Regions from separate parts of the Homo sapiens genome. Here regions 2 and 3 are each linked to region 1. A link is a contact called in ENCODE Hi-C data. All regions are on one chromosome and are shown on one strand. The core of a region is the stretch at or near the end of the contact, and the rest is flanking DNA. Distances in the headings are between cores, read along the strand shown. Region 1 holds the start of ANKS6 (ankyrin repeat and sterile alpha motif domain containing 6). Region 2 overlaps PTCSC2 (papillary thyroid carcinoma susceptibility candidate 2). Region 3 holds the start of ANP32B (acidic nuclear phosphoprotein 32 family member B).

The links. A loop is a pair of places that touch in the nucleus more often than their neighbours do. Pooled maps may share reads with other maps.
Region 2: a loop to region 1 is called in a map of CD8-positive, alpha-beta T cell, with 7 times the contacts of the local background. The contact joins the enhancer-like site here to the promoter of ANKS6 in region 1. A Hi-C loop is called at or near these places in 2 of 168 maps with a recorded cell type or tissue (CD4-positive, alpha-beta T cell and CD8-positive, alpha-beta T cell) and 4 of 50 pooled maps.
Region 3: a map of CD8-positive, alpha-beta T cell shows a loop between it and region 1 (10-fold over the local background). The contact joins the promoter of ANP32B here to the promoter of ANKS6 in region 1. A Hi-C loop is called at or near these places in 4 of 168 maps with a recorded cell type or tissue (CD8-positive, alpha-beta T cell, ascending aorta, gastrocnemius medialis and 1 more) and 18 of 50 pooled maps.

The regions. Positions count from the first base shown.
Region 1 is chr9:98,794,581-98,799,218 of GRCh38, forward strand. It overlaps ANKS6 (ankyrin repeat and sterile alpha motif domain containing 6), which reads right to left and starts at 1,975. Exons shown (of 15, transcript NM_173551.5): 1 at 1,553-1,975. The coding sequence starts at 1,911. LOC124902229 (a long non-coding RNA gene) reads right to left here. Exons shown (of 2, transcript XR_007061689.1): 2 at 3,868-4,638. RefSeq lists enhancers at 1,238-1,738, 1,739-2,239 and a silencer at 1,498-2,117.
Region 2 is chr9:97,800,863-97,805,500 of GRCh38, forward strand. It overlaps PTCSC2 (papillary thyroid carcinoma susceptibility candidate 2), which reads right to left. Exons shown (of 11, transcript NR_147055.1): 4 at 4,626-4,638; 5 at 3,389-3,528. Among named protein-coding and RNA genes, the nearest start is that of PTCSC2, 50 kb to the right of the region's middle. RefSeq lists a silencer at 2,539-3,108. Within about 2 kb of position 2,774, at least 15 of the 41 ENCODE cell types and tissues checked have a DNase peak (open chromatin) inside an H3K27ac peak, as active enhancers do.
Region 3 is chr9:97,981,275-97,985,912 of GRCh38, forward strand. ANP32B (acidic nuclear phosphoprotein 32 family member B) reads left to right here and starts at 2,067. Exons shown (of 7, transcript NM_006401.3): 1 at 2,067-2,335. The coding sequence starts at 2,282. All of the region lies in intron 2 of LOC124902226 (a long non-coding RNA gene), which reads right to left. LOC124902225 (a long non-coding RNA gene) reads left to right here and starts at 4,162. Exons shown (of 2, transcript XR_007061685.1): 1 at 4,162-4,247. RefSeq lists silencers at 1,637-2,296, 2,447-2,536, 2,727-2,806, 2,877-3,076, 3,087-3,136 and 2 more and an enhancer at 1,937-2,819.

The DNA of each region.
Region 1 (4,638 bases), core at 725-3,224:
GAACAGCACATTTTAAAATACCCAGGCTCAAGACTATCCTGCAGAACTTGGTTAAAACTGATGATCTGGGGTCTCTGAGACACTCTGAGGCATGTCAGTGCTGTAGTCACAAACCTCACTCAGTAAATTCCTCAGGGGGCTCACCAGGGCCCCTGTGCACGCACTTGGTGGATTGCAGAGATGAGACACACATAACACATCAGTGGCTCCCAAACCTACCATACAAGAGAATCACTGGGGAGCCTCTTCTCACACAGAGTCCCTGTCTCTTACTCCCCTCACTGCCCTGGGCCTTCTAAATCACAATCTCCAGAAAAGGAACTCAGGAATCTGCACTTAGACAAGCATCCTGGTGATTCTGATGTGTGGCCAGGTTTGGGTACTGAGGAAGCCAGTCAGCATTAACATGGTGTGATGGATGCTACCACAGAGGCCTTTCTGCTGCGGAGGGACCAGAGAACAGGGAGATATCATGGCAGGCTTCACAGAAGCCAGATCTCTAGATGCCATCCTTGCTGTCTCTCTTAACCCCTCCCCAAGGGCCAGTCGTCAACTCCTGCTGATCTACTCCCTGAATATATCACAAATTCATCTGGGTGCCCTCCCTCCGCTGTCTCCATTCTGGTCTAGGCCACCATCACCTCTCACTCAGACTGCAGCAAACTCTACCTAACCAGCCTTTTTGACTCTAGCTTACCCTAGAGTATCTAATCTATTCTCACACTTCAAGGAAAGTAATTTTTCCAAAACGTAACTCTCATCCTGTCACTCATTCTGCCTAGAACCTTCCATGACTCCCTAGCACCTTCCATGACTCCCTAGCACCCTAGGATAGCTAGCGTTTCTCAGCTCCCACACTCCCCCAACTCCCTGGCATCTGCCTTCTCTCCAGGGAGGACTAGTACATCATTCTACTCATACATTCTACGCATACCTCATTCTACCAGTCCTACCAGCTCGTGCACCCAAGCCTTTGCATGGGCCTCCCATCATGCCTTCCCACAGCCCACTTGTAATGTCCTGGCTAATTCTCAGGTATCCGCAGGTCTCCACGTGGATATAAACATCTTTTCTACCAGAAACCTTCCCCCACGTCTCCAAAATGGGTCACCTGCCCCACAGCTACTCAAACCTTTCCGGTCAAGCTCGTTCCTTTGCCTGGCCTGCCCACCAATGCCCTGGGTGGGGACTCTGCCTGGGTCTCGCAGCACCCTCAACGCCAAGCCAGGAAGGGAAGGCAGGTTCTGAGGAAACTCTTACTGCAATAAGAAATGAATTAAATCTCTAAGGTTCTAAGTCTCTACAATTCTATTCGCTGTCTCCAGATTCTATTCTGAAAGGCCAAAATTTCTAAGAATCTGATTTTATGTTAATTCAAAAGTGTTTCCACGTCTATGCTCAAAGTTTACAAAAGACTACTCAAAGTTTACCATTCCAACTCTAAGGAGTCCTTAACTCTTCACCTCCCGGGGCATCCGGCCGCCGGGGACCGCGTCTCGGGCCAGCGCCGGGCACCACTCTGGTCCCGGGCCCCCGGGCCCCGCCGCCTCACCTGGCCGCCTGCATGAGCGCGCTCCAGCCGTAGTGGTTGCGGCTGTTGACCGAGGCACCGCGGCGCAGCAGGAAGCGCACCAGCGGTTCGTGGCCCCCGGCCGCGGCGAACTGCAGTGCGGTGTTGCCCGCCTCGTCCGAGCAATCCACGGGCACCGGAGCCCCGACTGCCCCCGCCGCTGCGGCCCCGGGCCCGGCCACCTCGGCCCCCGCCGGCTCCGCGCCCGCCTCCGGCTCCGCGCCGCGCTCGGCTGGCTCCGCCGCCCCCGGCTCCAGCAGCCGCCGCGCCGTCTCCGTGTCGCCCTGGTCACACGCGCGCAGCAGCAGCTGGAAGGCCGGGGGCAGCCCGCCCTCGCCCATCGCCGCCGCCACGCGCGGCCCGCTCCCGTCCGCCCCGCCGGCCGCGTCGGCTCCGCCCCCGGATACCGCCCGCAGGCGCCCCCTTCCGGCCACCCGCCCGCGCCGCGCGCCTACTGTGTGCCGGGAGCGCGCCGGGGCTAGGGCCGCGCGCCTGCTGTGTGCCGGGAGCGCGCTAGGGCCGGGGCTGCGCACCTCCAGTGCCCGTATTCGGGAGTCCAGGGACGCTCAGAGGAGCGCCCGCCGCAGACCCGCGTGTTCCCTTTTGCCTCTTCGGCGCCCTCTCGCCGCCCTGTCCCGGGGCTCCAGAAACTTCCTGTCAGGGCAGAGGTGGGAGCGGCCACGCCATCCCCTCTTCACGCTGTGGTCAGGGCCCTGGGCCCGGGTCTGAGTCCGCAGCTGCGTGGGCCTTGACTTTACTAGCGGGCTCCGCTGACCCCACCGCAGCCCCTGGCACTGAACCTGCCCTTCTAGAATAAGGAAGCGGCTGAATTAAGGAACGAACGGATTGTTTCCTCACAGTGTCCTGCGGTGCCCTTAATGTCGCTCCTTCATCTGGGCCAGGCTGCTGGGGCTAAAAGCGCCTCCTGTTCTCTCTCTCTCCCCCACCTTTTATTTCAACTATTATTATAGATTAAAGGGTACAGGTTTGTTACATGGGTAAATTGTTACATGGGTAAATTGCGCGACGCTGAAGCTTGTGGTCCCAACGATCCCGTCACCCAGGCAGTAAGCATAATACCCACCAAGAGGTTCTTCAGCCCAGAGTCCCCTCCATCCCTCCCTGGCCTAGCGATCCCCAGCGTTTGTTGTTCCCATCTTTGTGTCCATGTGTACTCAATGTTTAGCTCCCACTTATAAGTGAGAACATGCAGTATTTGGTTTTCTGTTCTTTTTAGGTCGCTTAGGATAATGGCCTCCAGCTTTATCCATGTTGCTGCAAAGGGCATGATTTCGTTCATTCTTATGGCTGCATAGTATTCCGTAGTATTCCATCATATTCTATCGTGTATATGCACCACATTTCTTTCATTCCTTCCCTCTCTTCCCTCCCTCCCTCCCTATCCCCCTTCCTTCCTCCCTCCCTCCCTCCCTTTCTCCCTCTCTCTCTCTCTCTCTCTCTCTCTTTTGACAGGGTCTTGCTCTGTCATCCAGGCTGGAGTGCAATGGTGCAATCTCTACTCACCACAACCTCTGCCTCCCAGGCTCAAGCAATCCTCCCACCTCAGCCTACCGAGTAGCTAGGACTGCAGGCAAGTGCCACCACACCCGGCTAATTTTTTGTATTTTTGGTTGAGAAAGGGTTTTACCATGTTGTCCGGCTGGTCTCAAAGTCCTGAGCTCAAGTGATTCACCTGCTGTGGCCTCCCAAAGTGCCAGGATTACAGGTGTGAGCCATCACATCTGGCTCTGTACCACATGTTCTTTATCCAATCTACTGTTGATGGGCACTTAGGTTGATTCCATACCCTTGCTATTGTAAATGGCACTGCAATGAATATACAGGTGTCTTTTTGATAGAATGAATTATTTTCCTTTGGGTATATACCTGGTAGTAGGTTTGCTGGGTCAAATAGTTCTATTTTAAGTTCTTTGAGAAATCTCCAAACTGCTTTCCACGGTGGCTGAACTAGTTTGCATTCCCACCAACAGTGTATTTTCTCCACAGCCTTAGCAGCACCTATTGTTTTTTGACTTTTTAATAATTGACATTCTGACTGGTGTAGATGATATCTCATTGTGGTTTTGATTTGCATTTCTCTGATGATTAATGATGTTGCGCATTTGTTTCATATGTTTGTTGGCTGCCTGTATGTCTTCTTTTGAGAAGTGTCTGTTCATGCCCTTTGCAGAGACACAACGAAAAAAAGAAAACTTCAGGCCAATATTCCTGAAAAACATAGCTGCAAAAATCCTCAATGACATACTACAAACAGAATCCAGCAGCACATCAAAAAGTCAATTCACCATGATCAAGTAGGCTTTATTTCTGGAATGCAAGGTTGGCTCAACATGCGCAAATCAATACATGTGATTCACCATATAAACAGAATCAAAAACAAAAACCATATAATCATCTCAATAGATGCAGAAAAGGCCTTCAATAAAATCCAACATCCCTTTATAATAAAAATCTTCAAAACAGATTAGGCATTGAAGGAACATACCTCAAAATAATAACAGCCATCTATGACAAACCCATAGCCAACATCATATTAAACAGGCAAAAGCTGGAAGAAGACTCTCACCACTCCTATTCAACATAGTACTGGAAGTCCTAGCCAGACAACCAGGTAAGAGAAAGAAATAAAAGGCATTCAAATAGGAAAAGAAAAAGTCGAACACTCTGTCTTTGCGGAGAGTATGAATCTATACATAGAAAACCCTACAGAGTTTGCCAAAAGGCTCCTGGAAATGATAAACAAATTCAGTAAAGTTTCAGGACAGAAAATCAATGTATAAAAAGCAATAGCAGTTTGATATGCCAATAACATTCTAGCTGAGAACAAAATTAAGAACACAACCTCATTTACAATGGTCACAAAGAAAATGAAATACCTTCTCTCTCTTTATCAGCGGTCCTTGAAGTGTGTCCCACACAGCAGTAGCACCATCACCAGCTGCAACACTGTTACAAACGCAGATTTTTCTGGCCCTACCCAAGATCTACTGAATCAGAAATTCTGGGTGTGGGTTCAGCAACCTATATTTTAACAAGCCCTCTGGGTG
Region 2 (4,638 bases), core at 1,524-4,023, 990 kb before region 1:
AACAAAGATAAAGATGACAGCAGATTTGTTATTGGAAGAAAATGCAAGCTAGAAGACAGTGGGGAAAAAATCTTTAATGTAAAAATGTCAACCGAGAACTTCACACACAGTAAAAGTATCTTTCAGAAACAAAGGCAACACAATGAGATACCACTTCATATCGATTAGAATGGCTATTATCCAAAAAACGGGAAGATATAACAAGTGTTGGCAGGGATATGTAGAAATTGGAACCCTTGTACCTTGCTGGTGGGAATGTAACAAGATGCAGCCACTATGGAAGACAGTTTGGTGGTTCTTCAAAACATTAAACATACAATTACATATGACCCAGCAATTCCATTCCTAGGTATATATCCCAAATAATTGAAAACAAGTGTCTAAACCAAAGCCTATACACCAATGTTCATAGTAGCAGTCTTCACAATAGCCAAAAGATAGGAACAACTCCTTTTAATCACATTTATCAGCCAAAAATAGTCACATGACCATGCTTTATTTCAAGGGGACAGAAGAGTATATGCATCCACATACTTAGAAGTAAAAGAGAATTGGATAATTGGTGAACATTAACTATCTTCCACGATTACCTGTGATACTAAAAATTATTTCCACACCAACATATTGCAAAGAGATTGAAACAGAACTTGCTCAAAGAATGTGAACTGTCCCATGAACCAGAGGTCCTACCCAGAAAAAGTGGGAGAACTGCAACTCCAGCCACACCTTATTCTCTCAATACATTCCCAGTATGGACGGCCAAAATTCCAGAAACCCCAAGGACATCTGGGTGGCAGCTCTATTTGATTAAAAAGTCTCTTAACTGGCAGAGGTTGCCGTGAGCTGAAATCGCGCCATTGCACTCCAGCCTGGGTAACAAGAGCGAAACTCTGTCTCAAAAAAAAAAAAAAGTCTCTTAGCTGCCTAGAAACCAACGTTCTTCCTTTTCACTTGCTATGCATGCTATCAGATACCTCTACCACTTGTTCATTCAATATCCCTTGTCTATGCCCAGCTGATGGAGAAACCCATCAGGTACAGTCCACAACCAGGAGTCTAAACAAAGCACTATGGGAACACAGACGAAGGAGCAAATCATTTTTGTAGTGTTTTGCACTCTGATCTAGCCACATTTTTCCTGCTTTTGTGATACAAACCTGCGTCCCCCAGCTTCCCAACTCTGCAGCTGAGCAGCTTTGTGGCCATAGGCAAATCCCTTCACTTAGAATTCTGAGGCTTGGTTTCCTCAGCTGTAAAATGGGAATGATAACACCTACCTCCTAGGATTATTGTGAGAACAAGAATGAGATAATGTCTATAGAAACGCGTTTTGTGTCAGTCCAAGTTATCACCCCCATCAGCATCATCGTGGCTGTCTTCTACCGTCTAGAAGGGGAGCCCCAGGGCTGGAGAAGGCCCAGGGAAGAGAGGGGTTCCCAGGCCGACCCTCTTACTCTGGGGGAGTCGGGGCCTCTCTCCTAATTAACTCTTCCTGGCAGAAGTTTCTTGCTGGACGTGTTTGCCTACCAGTGAAAAGCCAAGTGAGGCTTCCAGGGGCCTCCCACTGGCCCTGACACATCAGGTAAGAATGATGATTCACCAAACTCTAACAGCCTTGCTGACAGGCCCACTGGCCCAGTCCAGGCAGAGGCCGGAGAGGGCTGCCCAGGCAGCGGGGCCATTAGGTTTTATAGAAGTGAGAGAAGGAGAGAGGGAGGGGAAGAAAAGGGAGAGATAAAGGAAAAGAAACAAAGGCCCCAAAAGGGAAAAAGAACAGAAGAAACACAAAGTAGAATAATGGTTAGGAGGGGCGGTGGGATGGGGAGTTGTTTAATTGGTATAAAGTCTGTTTTGCAAGATGAAAAAGTTCTAGAGCTCTGCTGCACAACAATGTGAATACAGCTAACACTACTGAACTGCACACTTAAAATGGTTAAGATGGTAAATTTCATGTGACATGTTCTCCACAACAATTAAAAATATTAAAATACATGTTTAAAAGAAATGAGGCCGGGCGTGGTGGCTCACGCCTGTAATTCCAGCACTTTGGGAGGCCAAGGCAGGTGGATCACGAGGTCAGGAGTTCAAGACCAGCTTGGCCAACATGGTGAAACCCCTTCTCTACTAAAAACACAAAAAAATTAGCCGGGCGTGGTGGCGGGAGCCTGTAATCCCAGCTACTCGGGAGGCTGAGGCAGGAGAATCGCTTCAACCCGGGAGGCGGAGGTTGCAGTGAGCCGAGATCGCGCCATTGCCCTCCAGCCTGGGCGACAGAGGGAGACTCCGTCTCAGAAAAAAAAGAAAGAAAGAAAATAAAAGAAAAAGAAAAAGGAGAGGAGGAAAGGAAGAAAGGAGAGAGAGGAGAAAGAAAGGAAGCAGGCGGAAGAGAAGGAGGGAGGGAGGAAGAGAAAGGAAGCAGAGAGAAGGAAGGCGGGAGGGAGGAGAAAAGGAAAATTAAAAGGAAGGAGATGGGGAAGGGAGAAGGAAACGGACGGAAAGAGGGAGGAATGAGAGGGATAAAAAGGAAGAGATGGGAGATGGGAAGAAAGAAAAACAGCTGACAGGGAGGAGGAGGAGGAAGGACGAAGCGGCGCAGGTGGACAGGTGGCCTCGCATCGCTTCCTCCCCAGGCCCGGCCCAGCGCGGGGGCGGGGCAACCGCGGGGCGTGGCTGCGCGTGACGTCACCGCCCCCGCCGCCCCGCCCCGTCCCCGCTCCCGGGCCTTGTGAAATCGCGCGCGCTGGCGGCCGTCGTAGACCGTGCAGCTCTCCTTGGGTGGCTGCGAGTGCCTTGGCCGTGGGCCCTGTGCGCGGCCAGCCCCGGCGGCGGGAGGGCGATAATTGCCCAGAGACGCAGCACTTACCTGGGCCGGTTGTGCAAGGCGCGCGGGGGGAGGCCCCGGGCGGCGGCTCTCACGCCTCAGCGGCCAGGCATGCGCGGGGGCGAGGGCGGGCCAGGGTCCCGGGGAGCGCCTCCAGCGGTTCCCGTTGCGGACGCCGCCCCATTCTTCAGGAAAGAGCCGCCGCCCGTCACCGCTGGGGATGGGGAGACCCGCGCTCCCATCCCGCTTGGCCACCTGCTGGGGTGAGTGGCGTCGGTCTAGTTCCACACGTGCCTCTGAACCCCAAGCGCCTCCTCTGTGTACTAGGGGTAAAAACGCCACCTCTCTGATCCTCTGGTTGAGAGGATTAGAAATGATGCAGGTGAGGCCTGGAACACTGCCAGACACACATTAGGTACATGGAATGGTGGCCTCGATGCCCACAGACTGCCAGTCAAAACTAGGGTTAAAGTTGTGTCTCCCACTGACTTGCTGGTGACTTTGGGATGTTTACCTCCCCTCTCTGGTCTTCAGTTTCCTCTTCAGAAATTGGAGTTTGATGCTCACCTTCATCGTGGGCCAGGATGATGGCCTGTGCTAGCCGTCCTTGAAAAGGCGAGGCCGGGCTGAGGGTGCACTGGGTTTAGACATAGCAAGTGTCTCCTGTCACTTGTGCCTAGTTCCTGGGGCCATGGTCCTTGGAGCTGCTGTTAGAGAGGGATGGAGTGGGACAGGGTATCCTGACCTTACACCAGGATCCCTAGAAGTGTGATCACACATACACACATAGGCACACACATATACACATACATCACACTACATACACACAGGTGCACACACAACCCAGGGAGGTCTGACAGGAGCTGCAGTCACCCAGCACCTTCTTTGAGCCTTTGAGGCCAGTCCTCCCCAGGGCTTTAAGGTGGTGTTGCTGTCCCAACCAACAAGTAAGGAACTGAGGCAAGAGGAGGGCAGGTAAGCTTGGTCCTGGGGGCAGCCACTTGCAGTGGGGCCTCATTCTACACCAACACTTTGAGATTGTAGTCCAACCTTGGGAAGGAAGCAGAGCTAGTCACTTGCTCAGGCTCAAGTCTGGGGTGCCCAAAGACAGTTCCATAGGGGAGCCACTCTTTGGATCTGGCCTGAGAGTCCCTGCTTTCCTCCTTCCCCTTTTTAAACCTTGAAAGTATGCAGGACAAAAAGACTCAAAGAATTATATAAAAATAATAAATACCCGTCATCCAAAATAAAAAATGTTAAATTAAAAAAGGAGAAGTGGCTGGGCGCGGTGGCTCACGCCTGTAATCCCAACACTTTGGGAGGCCGAGGCGAGCGGATCACAAGGTCAGGAGTTTGAGACCAGCCTGGCCAATATGGTGAAACCCCGTCTCTACTAAAAATACAAAAAAACTAGCCGGGCATGGTGGCACGCTCCTGTAGTCCCAGCTACTCGGGAGGCTGAGGCAGGAGAATCGCTTGAACTCAGGAGGCAGAGGTTGAAGTGAATCCAGATTGCGCCACTGCACTCCAACCTGGGCAATAGAGGGAGACTCCGTCTCAAAAAAAAAAAAAAAAAAAAAAAAAAAAGGAGAAGTTAGAGTATGATGGTTCCCACTTCACCAATCTGTTGGGAGGATTAAAATAATAAGGTGACCCTTGGAAAGTGTGAGGGATATACCTGCATCAGATTCTCCCAACCACTGTCCTCCTTGCCCTCAGCTTCCGTGACAACAGGCACTCCTGGTTTTCTTCCTACCTCTCTGGCTGCTCCTTCCAGTCTTTTTGCAGGTTCCCACTCACTTACACATGCCTTAAAA
Region 3 (4,638 bases), core at 817-3,316, 810 kb before region 1:
TCCTCCTTTGGCTCTTTTGCCTTCTATTTGCAGCACATTGTGGCTATGTTTATTAATTACTTTGTGGCTTAATACTATAAAACACACATCTATCCTGTGAGCTATGTACCCTAGGGAAAGAGTCCTTCATACCCTCCAGTTGGCCATAAAGAGAGGACAGAGTCTCAAGATTTGCCCTGATGCTAAGGATTAATACCACCTCCTCCGGGAGCCATCAGGTTACCACTCTCTAGCACAGAGCTACCACGTTTAAGACTCCTTCAGCACCATCCCCCCTTTTCCTGCACGAGGACACTTGCATGCTGTTTGGTATTAAAAGCCCTCTGCAACTGTTCCCAACCTACAGCACCAAAGTAGCCCCCCACCATGCTATGACTCCACTCTAGCCAGACTGATGATGTAGCACAAGATGGTGGGCTGTGGAGTCAGACCTATCTGGGTGTAAATCCTAGCTCTGCTTCTTGCTGGACGTGCAGCTTAAGATTCCTGAGCTCCTCATCTGTAAAATGATTAAATTATCACCTACTTCAGAAAGTTGTCTGAGAATTAGAGAAATAATATCAAGCCCCTTAAAGCAGATCCTCAATAATCGCTTGTTGGCTCATGAAACCGATTTTTTGTTTTGTTTTGTTTTGTTTGGTAAAAGCCCTCATTGCATAGCCCTGTGGTTCTCATAACCTTAGTTACAGACCTTTTGTAACCCTGAGAACATCTGTCTCCATTTTCCCTTGTCATAAAGACGTCTGCTGAGACTACAAACGGAGTCAGGGAACTACTACCAGAAAGTTTTTCTTTTCCCATATTCCTTCTAAAACTTTCATCTTCAAATGTTAACTCACTCAGTATTTTAAAAGCTGATATATAATTGGTTTACAACTAAATTTGGGTTGTTTGCCACTAAAACTTAGGTAAAATAGGAAAGGGGGCACTTTCTTAACTTCCATAAAACTTCATGTTAATACATAGAATTTCAAGTTTTTCTTTAACAAATTGTTCTTAGTTTTTGGTGCTTCTTGTCAGTACGATCTTCTTAGATTGTATTTGATTTGACACATTATGTATTTACTTATTGTACGCTGAATATAACGTCATTCCCCGGTGTTCTGCAAAGCACAACACTCATCCCGATCTGGTGCTCTAACCCCTGGGACCCTTTGGGCCAGACCATGACAAAGGCTGCCTGCCAGGTTTCAGCGAAACTTAGACCACCAAGAATTTACACACTTCACAGGGGTGCCCTAAGGAATAAATGAGATTAAAAAAAAAAGTCTGCGGGGAAACCCTGAGGCCCTATTAGAAATGCTAATCGTTTCCTTCTCTAGCTCCTATTAAAATGTTAGAAAACCGAGGGAGACTCTCCTGAACAGGGTGGGGATGCTCGGCTGCTCTGTGGCTTAGCAAGCGACCCCAGCTGCCCTGCCAGGGCCGGTCGGCCGCGATTCCGTCCCGACGGGGGGGATCCTCGGCGGCACTACGGACGCCAGTCTGCCAAGGAGGCAGCGGGGTTCGGCCTGTTGGCCCCAGACTGTGTGGCAGGCAAAAGGTGAACGTCAAAGCCTGTCCCCGGCTTCTTCACATCTCGCGCCTCCGCGGGCGTCGGGCCGCCCCCGTGAGCCTCCCCGGATGGACTGGGTTTTAGGGACCCCCGCAGCCGGACTGCAAAGCTTCCCACCAACCCTTCCCGCGAACCTCCCAGCCCGGGCCGCAAGCCCAGCTCCGGGCGCGACGACGTGGGGCCGGAGGTAGAAGGAGTCTCAGCGCGGCGGGGGCCGGGGGGCGGGGAAGCCCCCCCACCCACGAGAAAGGTCTTACATCAGCCGCCCCACGTGCAATCGGAGAGAGGGAGGAAGTCGCTCCTCTATTCGGGCTGCGCCTTTCCCCAGCCTCCGCCCCGCCCGCCGCGAGTCTCCCCGCCCCGCCTTGGTGCAGCCGCGGCCGCCGAGCCGAGCAGCGCCGCGCGGGGCCGAGTGGAGCCGAGCAGCTGCCGCGCCGCGTCGCCGGTTTAAGCGCAGTGCAGGCCGCGGCCGGGGGCGGCGGTAGTGAGCCCAGCGCTGCGCTCCAGCCCCCTTTTCCCTCCATGGTTTCTCTCCGCTCCCGTGAGTAACTTGGCTCCGGGGGCTCCGCTCGCCTGCCCGCACGCCGCCCGCCACCCAGGACCGCGCCGCCGGCCTCCGCCGCTAGCAAACCCTTCCGACGGCCCTCGCTGCGCAAGCCGGGACGCCTCTCCCCCCTCCGCCCCCGCCGCGGAAAGTTAAGTTTGAAGAGGGGGGAAGAGGGGAACATGGACATGAAGAGGAGGATCCACCTGGAGCTGAGGAACCGGACCCCGGCAGCTGTAAGCAGAGACCCCTCTGGGTGCCCTCTCCCCCGATGACTTGCATGTAATGGTGGCCACCTGCGGGGCCCGGGCTGAGGGTTCGCCGGCCCCGGCGCGGGGAAGAGCGCAGCTCGTGGGCTCGGACGGGGAAGGCGGGCGGGCGCGGAGGGGGGAGCGAGCGCGCGAGGATTAACTCTTTGCCGCCCGCGGGCCCCTGGGGCGGCCGGGGGGAGGCAGCGGTGTGGGGGAAAGCAAACTTTGAGCGCTTCGCCCGCCGGGGTCTTTCCCCTGAGGGAGCGCGTGTGCAAGTGGCCGGCGGCGAGAGAGGGAGGCGGGGGTTGTGTAACGCTGGGAGCCATGTTTGCAGCCTCCCGGGATGCGCGGCCGGGCGGAGGCCCGGCCTGCCGAGGAGCTGCGCGGCCATCCCCGCCTGGGCCAGGCCGGGCTCCGCGCGCCCCGGGCCGGCCGGGGAAGGGGCGCGGGTGGGGCGGGACGGGGGCTCTTGTGGCCGGAGCTCGCCGTGGGCGCCGGCCCGGCCGAGGTCAGCAGTCGTGGGGCGAGGAGGGGGCTTTTTTCTTTTGAAGGGAGCGAGAAGCCCCCTCGGGCGCCTGGAGGCCTGGGCGGGCGCGGCCCGGCGCGCGGAGCGGGGGAGGGGCGGGCCAGGGCGGCGGAGGTGGCGCAACCGCCGCCCCTCCCGAGGCCAAGTTTGAAAAAAGGACGTGGTTCCCGCCATTTTTCAAGCCCAAAAATAAAACTTTCTCCCCCGTTCTCTCGCTCCCTCTTCGCCCTCGGCCTTGCCCACTCCTGCCTCCCAGGGGCAGCCCGGGTCGACCAAGGCCAACCGTTGTGGCGACGGCCTCGCCCTTCCCCCTGTGCCGCGGCGGCGGCGCCCGGGGCCCCTGCCCTTGCCCCGGGAGGCTGGCCCCTCCGTGTGGGCGGGCGGCGGCTCTTCACGCCAGCCGGGGCGCGCCACAGGCCGCCGCAGCGCCATGTTGGCGGGTGCCCGTCTCCCTGCGCCTGGTGAGCCGGCCCACGAGCTTGGCCTTGCCCGCCCGCCCTCGGCGCTGGCTGGCGGCCGCCTCTTCCCGCGCCGAGCCCTCGGTCTGTTTCCCCCCGCCCCGCCGGGGCTTGGCTCCCACTGGCGGGAGCCGCGCGCCGCGGCCGCCGCCGACTCATCCCGTCGCGGGCGCGCTGCCGACCCCCTCCCCCTTCTTAAAAGGGCAACGGCAGGCGGCCGCCCCCGCCCCGCGCCGGGCGCGCGGGATTTTGGGCGGGCTTCGGCTCGGCTCGTGGGCCGGGCGGCCTCTGGCCTCCCACGTGCTTGAGAGCGGCCTGGTGCGGTCGGCCGCGCGCCTTGCGGGCTGTAGGGGCCTGAGGGCGGCCCTCTTGCGGCGCGGCTGCGTGGGCGTGGGTCCGACCTGTGGGAATTGCCCCATTCGTCTCCCGGGTTTAGCGCGGCTGCCCGCCGTCGCGAGCCCCCCCCCCGCCGCGGACCGGCGCGGGCCAGTTAGCGCCGCGGCCGGGTGCCCCAGCGGGCCAGTGGCTTTCCCGCGGAGGGCGGCCCCGCGGGGCCTCCCGACCCGCTCTGGGCTAAGCGAGCGGCCAGGTTTCGTGCCCTCAGGTGGCTGTGGTTAACAAGTCGCGAACTTGTGGGAATTCGTCGACCAGGGTTTACCTGGTGTGCTCGACATTTTAAATCCTTGCTCTCTAGTCTTTGAGGTCACCACTAACGCGGGGCGGGCCGGGCTCCACCGCACGGCGCTGTCCTTCCCGGAGGGCCCGCGAGGGTGGGCCGCTCCGGGGGTTGCGAGATGGAGGGTCGCGGGCGTGCGTTCTTCCGACCTTCCGTCAGACATTTTGTGCCCGCCACGTGCTAGCCTATCGCCCAGCTCGCGCCTCAAAACTTGAGAGGCTTTCTTGGCTTGAGAAGGTGTTTATTCCAGACTTTTCCATTGCGGCGTAATTGCAAATCCGTAGAATATGGAGTAGCTAAAATTAGCCAAAGTGCCCGCAAGAGAAGTACACACGTGGGTCTTCAGAAATGCGTTAAAATCTAGAATTTGAATTCTTTAGGATATGCTCAAACTAAAGGTCTTTTAAAATTCTCAAGAGTAGTGTTCCCTCTGGGAAACACAGTTGGTCTGCTGTTCCCCTTAGAGGATGTTTTCATATATGAAGTAATATTGCTTTAAAAACACATGTATATCTACAGGTGTTCATTTTTCTTTTTTCTGTTTTTCTTTTTTTTTTGAGACTGAGTCTCTCTCTTGCCCAGGCTGGAGTGCAATGGCACTATCTCGGCTCACCTCAGCCTCCGCTTA